4 separate regions of the Mus musculus genome follow, and regions 1, 3 and 4 are each linked to region 2. Evidence: chromatin loops called from intact Hi-C (ENCODE). Cell type or tissue: gastrocnemius. All regions are shown on one strand. Region 1 overlaps Gm41531 (a long non-coding RNA gene). Region 2 overlaps Smoc2 (SPARC related modular calcium binding 2). Region 3 has its middle 14 kb from the start of 4930474M22Rik. Region 4 overlaps Smoc2 (SPARC related modular calcium binding 2).

Region 1 (2,500 bases), 56 kb before region 2:
TTTCTAACTTTCTGCAAGATTTTGGCAAAAGCTGTGTCAAAGTGCGGAGCCTGAGTGATGAATGGTTTCAGAAGAAAGCTGGCAGAACACAGAGAACCCTGTGACCCTTAGTTAGCTGTGACAGCCACTCCCAGCTCCTCCTTAGGCAGACGGTGAATTAATTGATCTTCATTTTTTCTTCTCTTGCCCTTGCTCCAAATTGCAAAGGAGAGCAGAAAAAGCAGGGCCCACTCAAGGCTCCTTATTTCTAATCCATGCATGGGCTGCCCCTAAAGTTCCCCTCCCCTCCCCTCTCCCCTCCCCTCCCCTCCCCTCTCCCCTCCCCTCTGCCCTCCCCTCCCCTCCCCTCCCCTCCCCTCTGCCCTCCCCTCCCCTCCCCTCCCCTCCTCTCTCTCCCTCCCTCCCTCCCCCCCTCTTTCTCCCCTGCCTCTCTGCAAGCTCCCCTTCTCTCCCTGCAAATGCTTTCTTCCTGTAAGGTCTCTCTCATTGTGAGCTTTTTCTTTTTGGCTTGCAGGCTTTCTCCCTACAGCGCCCGCTCTTTCCCCTCCTTCCTCTGCAAGCTTTCCCCTGTAGGAGTCTCCAAGGAGAGCTTGCTGCATTGCCTCAGCCTGGCTGGGCATCCGAGCTAAAGAAGCAAGCATCAGAACAGAGAAGTTCTGGATGAAGATGGCCGCTTCTGACCCGACTTTCTGGATTACCAGGGAACCCTCAGAGACAGTTTAAGTTAGAGAATTTGTTAGGAGAAAGAAAACGGGCCTGCGTTCTCTCTCCCAGTCCTGCACAGAGGCGCCGTATTGGACTGGGTGTCACGAGCACACACCGCAATGTGCCTACACTTTCATGAGCAGGGCAGCAGTTGTGACACACTCTGAAGGTGTTCACATGGGGTCCCTGCCAAGATTGATGTTCCCACCCTATGAATTCCAGAAGCATCTATCTAAGAGGACTCTGTACAGTAGATATAATAGAAATGTATGTGTGGTCCTGTGACTTGTATATTTTTATGTCAGTGTATGTTAGGCACGAGGAGCAGCGAAACAGTGTGCAAAGGCTGCGTTGTGCCTGAGATGCCACACTGACAGGAATAAACACAGACTTTCTCATTCCTACCAGGAGGTGGGTCAGTAGCTTGTGCTCTAGTGCTCAGAAGTGGGTACACGGCTACCAGGAGCCTGGAGAGACCTAGAGTCCTTTCAACCTCTTGCTCATGAAATGACCAACTTGAGAAGTAGTGCCAGCAGGGGGCACCCTTGACCCACACTGGATGAAGCCCTCTGGCTCATTTCAGAGTTGGTCTTGAGTGGTGCCTAGCCTGTTACAAAAGAGAAGCAGTCCCTGTAAGCTTTCCACACTTAGCTTCAAATGTTCTGTTTGCTAAACCACAGGGAGGTCCTCCTTGGGGAGCAGCTATCTGCTTTGCCATAGATAGACCCAGATGTAAAGTCCACTGAAGGATTAGAGCAGCCAGATGGAGGCTGTTTGAGATATCCTCGGCAAACTGTGGCTGGGTCTAGGAGTTCTGCTGGCAATGGGCAGGCTGGACAGCAAGATTCAGGACCTCTTCATCCTCTCTGGTTCTTGAAGGTCAGTGGTTCAGGATTTTGTGACTTAGACAAGTACCACTCAAATGAATTGTTATTTTGCAAAACCAGCTTGTAATGAATACTTTGGTTAGAAAATGCAAGCGTGTCTGACCTCCTTTTCTGTCACTGGCAAAACAAAGAGGCAGAAGCCACACTCGGTCAACATGGTGCTGGCCCAGAAAATCTGAGCAAGTGGACAGAGCAGAAGACACAAGTTTCCCTGAGGTTGGATGCAAACACCTGCTGAATATCACTGGGTCTGGCCAATGTCCCTGTTACCTGAGTGTTGGAAAAAGCTACATCACTTCAGAAACACTCCATAGCTTTGGCACATGTACCTTAAGCCTCCTATGCCAGAATGGTGGGTGGTTTGAATGCAGAGGCATCCTGGACACAGGATGAAATGGACACAGGTGCTCTATTTAGTGTCTCATTCCTTCTTGTCCCCTAACCTGATTCTGGCCCCTCTATGACCTCATTTTAACTTGGCATCAGCCAAAGCTCCATTCCTGGCTACGTTCACATTCACAGGAACTAAGAGTTGGAGTTTTGATGTGTCGTGCTGAGTGACAAAACTCAGTTTGTAACAAGTTAGGGGGTGGGGTGGGGCTGTTTCCTCTGCTGCTGAGCACTTAGCCACCTGCAGGAACAGGTTATGAACCACTAGATGGCACTGGGATCTCAGGTACAGGTGTGTTCAAGGCTTTACGACCCAAGGCAGGGAAACTGATCCCCATAGTGGCCGTGGAGCTGGATAATGGCAAACCTTGGTGCTGAGACCCTAAAAGTTCTCTGCTTCTTCAAGAGTATTATGGTCAGAGTACAATGTTTTCTTGTTCCTTTATCAGTTCTGAAAAGGCTAGCACAGCCCCTAGGCCACCCTGTCTGGATGGTCCCAGACTCCACAAGCACTCTCA
Region 2 (2,500 bases):
AGTGACCCTTACTGTTTTCCCCCACTGGCCCCCCACAAAAGGGTTACTGGCCATCTAATACATGTGACCGTCCGTCCGTACAAGACAAGTGTGCCAAAATTCACTGACATAAACACAACTTTGAACTACGATGTATGCTGGTGGCTGCCTACTACGCCTAATGACTTCCTGAGATTCTAACCAGTCGCCCTTAGCTGTGTTTTTGTTTGTAAACCTTTCTGTCACAGGAATACTTTATCAGTGCCGATCACAGGCGTTTGTACTTGGGTGTCTTATTTCAGGTTGGAAATCCCCTTTGGGTGACGCCCATGCCGGGTGCTTCTGGTTTTTCATGCAGAGGGGCTTCCTTAGCTCCCGGGTTGTGCTTGTCCAAGGCTCGTTCCACCAGGTGAAGCTCATCTGGTTTTCATTGGCTGCTTAACTCAGTGTCCCTGGATAAAGCCTCAGGAGACTTGGAAAAATCACAGCTTCCAGCCTTCCCATGATTTAACTGTGGTCATTTATAAAATGCTAAATCGGATCCCCGAGTCGCACTAGGCCACTAGTAGTAGTTGAGGCTGTGTGACCAGCCCAGGCTGTTCATGGGTGTGAATTGTGATTGCAGCCCTCCTCACGTCACCCCTACCCCTTCTGAGGGGCAGCACGAGGCCTTCTGTACATGGAATCGAGATACCTGCACTAATAACCAAACTGTCTTTGCTCTCTGTAGTGTTCTTTCAGCTTTCTGAGCTCCTCCAGATGCTATCACACTTGCCCTCACCCTCTCCTTACCAGATGACTATAAATATATGTCCTGGCTGTGTGCAGCTTGGAGTTTGGAAACCCCCTGCGGGTAAGGAAAGTGAGCAATAGCTGTGACCTGAACGCACACGCTCAAGTTCTTTCTTGAGCGGATACACAGATAGGTGCTGTGCCAATCAGTGTCTCACTCTTAAAAGGTTTATCTTTTGGGTAGAGTTGCCAAAGACAGATCTTTCTATTCATAGACATAATCCAGGTGGAGCTGTGAGTTCCCTTTCTGTACTCTTGGCTTCTCTCCCACCTTTCCACCCTCCCAGAGAGACACAGCCAGGTGCAATCTCTTGGCAGTACCAACCTAGCCCTCCGCCCTTTGGAAGGTGCTTCTAATGTTTCCCAAGTCTGCCACAGGAGGGCGCCCAAGGGCATGAGCTGTGTTTCAGACACCACAGCCCCATCGCAGCTTCCATCTACAGAGGCATCTTCTGCTCTGATTGAGCTCAGTCTTTCCAGCCTCAGACATTTGACTCAAGGCACAAAGTCCCAAGTGAGAGAACTAAAAAGCAGAGGCACTGTATTTGATACTTCTAATAGCTTTATTTAGAAGTCTGGGACATTTGTGTCAAACTCATGTTACACCCAAATATCAGATAGGGGTAGAAATTTGTCTTTAAAACAAGCCAGGCTGGGGGGAGTAACAGGAGGCTGGCATGTTCTGGGGTTTCTGTTTTGTTTCTGTTGCAAACTTAACTACCCCATTAATTGTAAAGCAGTGAGTAGAGTTATTTTGTTTGCTAAGTTAATATTGTATCCATTCTCTTCACAGTAAAGCTCTAAAATGTGACATTTTTAAAATGAATTTTAACCTATAGTAAAAGAAAACTAGCTACAGCAAGCAGATCACTGTCCTGTGGCCAGCACTGCAACAAGGGTTTGCTCCCTTTGTAGTTCAGCAAGTGTTTAAATGTGATTCATGGAAGGTGAACTACTGGCTTGATTTCCATTGAGACACACCCTTATTAGAGATATATTTATAGAGAGGGAGAGGGAGGGGGAAAGGGAGAGGCAGGAGGCAGGAGGCAGGAGGCAGGAGGCAGGAGGCAGGAGGCAGGAGGCAGGAGGCAGGAGGCAGGAGGCACAGGTGCTTGTATGGCCAGAGTTACAGACAGTTGTGAGCTGGCTGATACGGGTGCTGAAGTGCTGGAGTGGTCCTCTGGGAGAGCAGTACTTTCTCTTAGCCTGAGCCATCTCTCCAGTTCCTTGAACACACCCTCTTTGGCTATATTTTTGTCAAATACTTCCGTATAGATATTCTTACTAGACACTTTCTCCTCCCCCCCCCCTTTTTTTTTGAGACAGGGTTTCTCTGTGAAGCCCTGGCTGTCCTGGAACTCACTGTAGATCAGGCTGGCCTCGAACTCAGAAATCTGCCTGCCTCTGCCTCCAAGTGCTGGGATTAAAGGCATGCACCACCATAGGGCCACTGAGCCACATACTCAGCTCTGCTCTGTGTTTTCTTAGCAACATGCTCATTGGGACCATTGTTCTTGTTAGATACATTCTAAACAGATGCCCTGATGAGATGCACTCTTGTGTATATTCTTACAGATGGCATCTGGGTCAAAATCCATTTACATTTCTTTTATCCAAAAACCACAAGAAAATTAAAAAAAAAAAAAAACCAAACACTAATGCCCTCACTCAAATCTATGTCACCATTTCTATTGGTCCCTGCCCCCTTTTCTTTCTGTTACTTTTGAAA
Region 3 (2,500 bases), 120 kb after region 2:
GAGTGCTCCATACCTCTGAGCATGATTCCCTATCCATCCTTTCTGTCATCTTCCCAATATTACCATCAGTCTCCATCTGAAGTGAAAGCCTACTATGACCGTGGAGCCCCACAATGCTTAGGGCCCAGTGATGAGGGTTCATGCAACAGCAAAGCCAGCTTTATGACTTGGGTCTGGAGCACAATGGAGGGGTATCACGGGTGGAGAACAGGTCCTATGAGCCTCAAGCCATCCTGGAGCTGGGAACTCACATTGCTGAGAACCATTATCACCTTGGACATCCTTCTAAGTTCTTCTAGTTCTTCCCAGTGTGGGGAGATAGGAGACAGAAGGAGTCTCAAAAGCACCTCTTTTCAGGATCCAATATGGTGAGGAGGTTTGTAGTCCGTCCCAGTCAGGAGCTGGACATGTCCCATTTGCCATGGATGGGCATGAACCAGATGACCTCTGGCCTCAGCACTGACCCCTTCACATGTGACACTGGGAACACAGTAGCCAGAGCACACACCATGCACTTCTGGAACTTGAACCTCAACCTTCACCTACACTCTGATAAGAATCAGAAGACATGCACTGAGCATTCCAGGTGACTCTGAGAAATGGCTCCTATGGTCTGGAGCTAGTTCCCAATCTGCTCTTATGCATGAACAGAATCAGCAGAGAGGAGACCCACAGACAACTACTGCAAAGTGAAGCCCAATGCAGAGCGATGGAGCTATGGTTTAAATACACTTTACATTTCTGGTGAACTTTTATATTCTTTAAAAGTACTCAAACATTTTAATGAAATAAAATATCCTCATTGCTTGTGGTCAGAGAGATAGCTCGGGGCTTAAGAGTTCTCAGTCTTCCAGGGGATCAGAGACTGATATGCAGCAACTACACACTGGTATACAATCGCATAACTCCAGTTTCTGGGGACTTAATGCCCTCTTCTGGCCTCTGCAGGCACTAGGCACCTACACATATATGCAGGCAAAATATACAAACACAGAACATAAAATGAAAAATAAGCACAAAAAAAAAATCACATTTCTTAGCATTTCACTCTTTCTTTCACTTTTCACACAGTCCAAGTGAAAGAAATACTATGGTTGCTACTCCTGTTGAAGCATCTTAGTGAACACCAACAACAATGGAGTCGAGAGTTATCCAGTAATGTCCAAAGGCACATTAAATACTGGTTGTATTTTTTTGTCATGTCCACCCCCAAAGAAGAGTTCTCATGCCCAAAAGGATAATGCATTGTGTGTGTCAGTGTAGACATGAGCATAGCAAGCTTGGTCACCCTTCCGAAGTGGCAGGTACATTTGTCTTCATGTGCTGTCATGTGTTTGCACATACAGCCTTCCACCATGAGCACTGGGTCCTGCTAACAGGCAGCACTGGTGCCTTGCCGTTTTTCCACGTGAACAGGGCAAGGTAAGCCCCAGAGTGTCAGAAGAGAGAGGCCTTGCATCCAGTCATCCTGTGGGGACCATGAGCAGAGGAGGCCACCAGTCACCTCAGCATCTTCTTCCAGGTCAGGCTGATCCCCTTCAAAGAGAACACACTGCCAGGTCAATTGTTGTTGAGAGTCAGCAGTGCTCACCTGTCCACCTCACAGGACGTGTTAGGAGCACATTTTCCTTCATCTCTTAGGTCAGTTTGGGCTGCATTGGCACTGTGGTAAAGCCGCTTTGGCTGACACAGTTGAGCTCACCTGCTCAAGACCTGCGTATGAGCCAGGCACGGCGGGAGCAGTGGGTTACCGTGCAGACATGGCCAAGTCCAAGAACCACACCACACAGAACCAGTCCCACAAATGGCACAGAAATGGCATCAAGAAATCCCGGTCGCAAAGATACAAATCTCTTAAGGGGGCTGACCGCAAGTTCCCGAGGAAAAGAAGCACAACAAGAAAGGCCTGAAGAAGATGCAGGCCAACAACGCAAAGGCAGTGAGAGCACGCATGCGCAGAGTCCATCAAGGCCCTTTTGAAGCCTCAGGCCGTCAAGCCCAAGATGCCAAAGGGCCCCAGCCGCAAACTCAGCCACCTGGCTTTCATCGATCACCCCAAGCTTGGGAAGCAGATTCGAAGCTACATGGCCAAGAGTCAGAGGCTCTGTCAACCGAAGCCTAAGGTTCAAGCTAAGGCAGGGGCCAAAGCTCCAGCTAAGACCCAGGCTTCAGCTCCAGCCCAGGCTACCAAAGGTGCCCAGGCCCCTGTGAAGGCCCCATAGAAAAGGCTCCTGCCAGTGTGAAGACAGACGGACTGCTGTGACACACCTATCCACACACTATTTGCAGATGACCAGTGTCCTATGCTGTTCTTACAAATAAACTTAGGCAAGATCTGAAAACAAAACAAAACAAACAAAAAAACTGCATATGAGGCCTCAGAGATGTTGGAGACAGAGACAGAGGAGCCAGCCCAGTCAGGCTCTGGTAGTAGTTATCTTTGCTTCTAGAAGATAATCAATTTCTATCTGAGATCTTACATGGTTGAGAAACACACACA
Region 4 (2,500 bases), 81 kb after region 2:
ACAACAGGGGGCTGAGGACAGGATCACTTGTCTGTTCTTAGGCCTGGTTCTCACTGTAGTGCTAGGACAGCACACAGCATCATTTAGCTGTGACTGGTCACTGGACTCCAATGCTGGCTCCGTGTGTCTGCTCACTCCCTGTTTCTTCCTACCCCTGCAGCATCCTCCTGTGATCAGGAGCATCAGTCAGCTCTTGAGGAAGCCAAGCAGCCCAAGAATGACAATGTAGTGATCCCCGAGTGTGCACATGGTGGTCTCTACAAGCCAGTGCAATGCCATCCATCCACCGGATACTGCTGGTGTGTGCTAGTGGACACTGGACGGCCCATTCCCGGGACCTCCACAAGGTAAACTGCATCCCCTTGGGAGCTGGAGGAGAGATGGTTGGGTTATGCAGCCAGCAAAGTGGAACCTGCCCCCCAAGATTCTTTCTATGGGCTCAGCTCTTGTTAAACTCAATGTCACAGTCTGAGTGTGACTGTCACACAGGAATTCTGTCCTCTGTTCTCTGTGCTCCTGCTGCTTAAGAAGAGTTGTTTTGGCCATAAGAGGGAAAGCTTATTGTTATCAGTCAAGGGCCATCAAGTATGAAGCAGAGAAGGGGTCAACTCTAGGAACGAATATTTGGACCACTTCTTGCTGCTGGCTTTGGCCAGAGAGGTTAAATATTTAAGAAGCCAAGGAAGCTAGATGCCTCAAATAGCTTTCTATAGAATGTAAATATTTGTATCTAGAAAATGTCATTTAAAGAGAGGAATATGTGAAGGCTGGAGAGATGGCCCAGTGGTTAAGAGCACTGGCTGCTCTTCCAGAGAGAGGACATAGGTTCAGTTCCCTGCACTGGTATGACAGCTCACAACTGTCTGTAACTTCAGTTCCAGGGTATCTGGCATCCTCATACAGACAAAACATCAATGTATATTTAAAATAGGGAAGGGGGAGGGAAGGAGGGAGAGAGAGAGAAAGAGAGAGAGAGAGAGAGAGAGAGAGAGAGAGAGAGAGAGAGAGAGAGAGAGAGAGAGAGAGAATGAATGAATGTGTAAGGCAAGAGTATCAATGTTATTCATGGTTTGCTTATGTTTTCTGTCAGTCTAAATACACAGTTATGTTCTCCCTGAATACCAGCAGGAACTAGTACTTGTATTGTATGCTGGGGAGGGGGAGGTGGTATTTCTGAGTGGGTGAATGTGTCTGGTGGACACCCATCAGTAGCTATTTGACAGAACCTCCCCCAGACTTATAAATATGCAAACATCTTTTCTCTCAGAGTTGCTACCTTCCTTCTCTAATTCTATCCCAGGTGCCTGGGTGAGCATTGGAGTGTTCCCTAAATCATTTCCCCAGTTATTCGAGTGTTACAACTGGCACTCCATGGGAGGCCCTAGTCAGCCTAGATCTCAAGGGCAGAAGCAAAGCGCAATTGCTCGAATGGCTATGGCTTCATCAGGACCAAGTCCAACCCATCCCAGCCATTTTCTAGCTGGACTGGAGCCATCGTCCTTGGAGTTCCTGGTTTGAATATTGTAACAATTCTATGACATTAAATGTTATTCTAGTAGTCAACATCTCTGTCCTCAAGACACTGGAGGACCCAGAAAGCCGAGATGAAGGGGGGCATCTCATGGGGAGGAGCAGCCTTAGGTTTGGAAGCAAGCACAAGCTGTGTGGCTGAGCTAGAACCTCTATTCCTGGGTTTTGCTATGGTAATCCATTGTCCTGTGTGTAGGTAGACAGGGTGTACTTTTTTCTTGAGCAGCCTTCCTTGGGGGTGATCTTCCTATATACTTGAGCCTCTGGCTCCTTCTGCATGCATCACTCAGGGTACCAGTTGGCTCCTACCAGCTGCCGGCTTGGCTCCATGCACACTTCTATCATAGAGGAGAAGCAGCCCTGGCAGAAGTGTTCTGAGTTGGCTAATGAACATCCTTACATAGTCAAACCCAGCACTCCTCCAGATGGCTCTGAAATGGTGAAATCAACATGCGTAATTCTATTCCCGGAGAACCCAAGAACAGTTTAGATTGTAGCTGAGTAGAAAGCCAGGCGCTTTCTTTCCTCTGTGAAGACTTTCCCCTGGTATCGGGCCAAACAGGACAACCTCAGGCTCCTGTTTCCATGTTTGCCTGATGGAGGTTCAGAAAAAGGCTCAACCTGAACTAAACTGAGAAGGCTGCTGAGATGGCTGTCCTCCTCTGTATCACACTTTCTTCCATCCACTAAACCAAAGCCAGAAGATGGTCTCGATCCTTTGGGAATGAAGTTATAGAGAGTTGTGATCTGTGTGGATACTGGGAATTGAACTCATATCCTCTGGAGGAGCAGCTGGTACTCTTAGCTGCTGAACCATCTCTCTAGCCCCAAGGCAGTTTCTCTTTTTAGCAGTCAGAGTACCCTCCCCTGGGAACTGATGGACATGCCCAGTTGCAGTCTCATCCCTAGGCTGACACCAGCCCAGCCAGAGAAGGGAGCCATTTATTGTGGTTTCTTCCTTAAGTACCAG

Evidence for each region. Peaks named below come from ENCODE experiments on the same cell type or tissue, not always from the same donor. Only the 100,000 strongest peaks of a DNase experiment are listed, where the experiment ranks them.
Region 1: it touches region 2 in a loop (9-fold over the local background); 14 of 42 quality-filtered maps call a loop at or near these places.
Region 3: a loop joins it to region 2, with 12 times the contacts of the local background. A loop is called at or near these places in 3 of 42 quality-filtered maps.
Region 4: a loop joins it to region 2, with 1.8 times the contacts of the local background. A loop is called at or near these places in 2 of 42 quality-filtered maps.

The regions. Positions count from the first base shown.
Region 1 is chr17:14,231,597-14,234,096 of GRCm38, forward strand. The region is part of intron 1 of Gm41531 (a long non-coding RNA gene); the gene reads left to right. Among named protein-coding and RNA genes, the nearest start is that of Gm41531, 6.8 kb to the left of the region's middle. In gastrocnemius, CTCF peaks have their summits at 1,241 (motif pointing right) and 2,250 (motif pointing right); a DNase peak (open chromatin) is centred at 1,242.
Region 2 is chr17:14,287,270-14,289,769 of GRCm38, forward strand. All of the region lies in intron 1 of Smoc2 (SPARC related modular calcium binding 2), which reads left to right. Among named protein-coding and RNA genes, the nearest start is that of Gm52280, 8.0 kb to the left of the region's middle. In gastrocnemius, a CTCF peak has its summit at 1,144 (motif pointing right); a DNase peak (open chromatin) is centred at 1,145; H3K4me3 peaks cover 170 bases; H3K27ac peaks cover 737 bases.
Region 3 is chr17:14,411,730-14,414,229 of GRCm38, forward strand. No RefSeq gene overlaps it. Among named protein-coding and RNA genes, the nearest start is that of 4930474M22Rik, 14 kb to the left of the region's middle. In gastrocnemius, a CTCF peak has its summit at 952 (motif pointing left); no DNase peak of the experiment used is centred here.
Region 4 is chr17:14,368,748-14,371,247 of GRCm38, forward strand. Smoc2 (SPARC related modular calcium binding 2) reads left to right here. Exons shown (of 13, transcript NM_022315.2): 8 at 161-347. Among named protein-coding and RNA genes, the nearest start is that of 4930474M22Rik, 29 kb to the right of the region's middle. In gastrocnemius, no CTCF peak of the experiment used is centred here; DNase peaks (open chromatin) are centred at 1,485 and 1,877.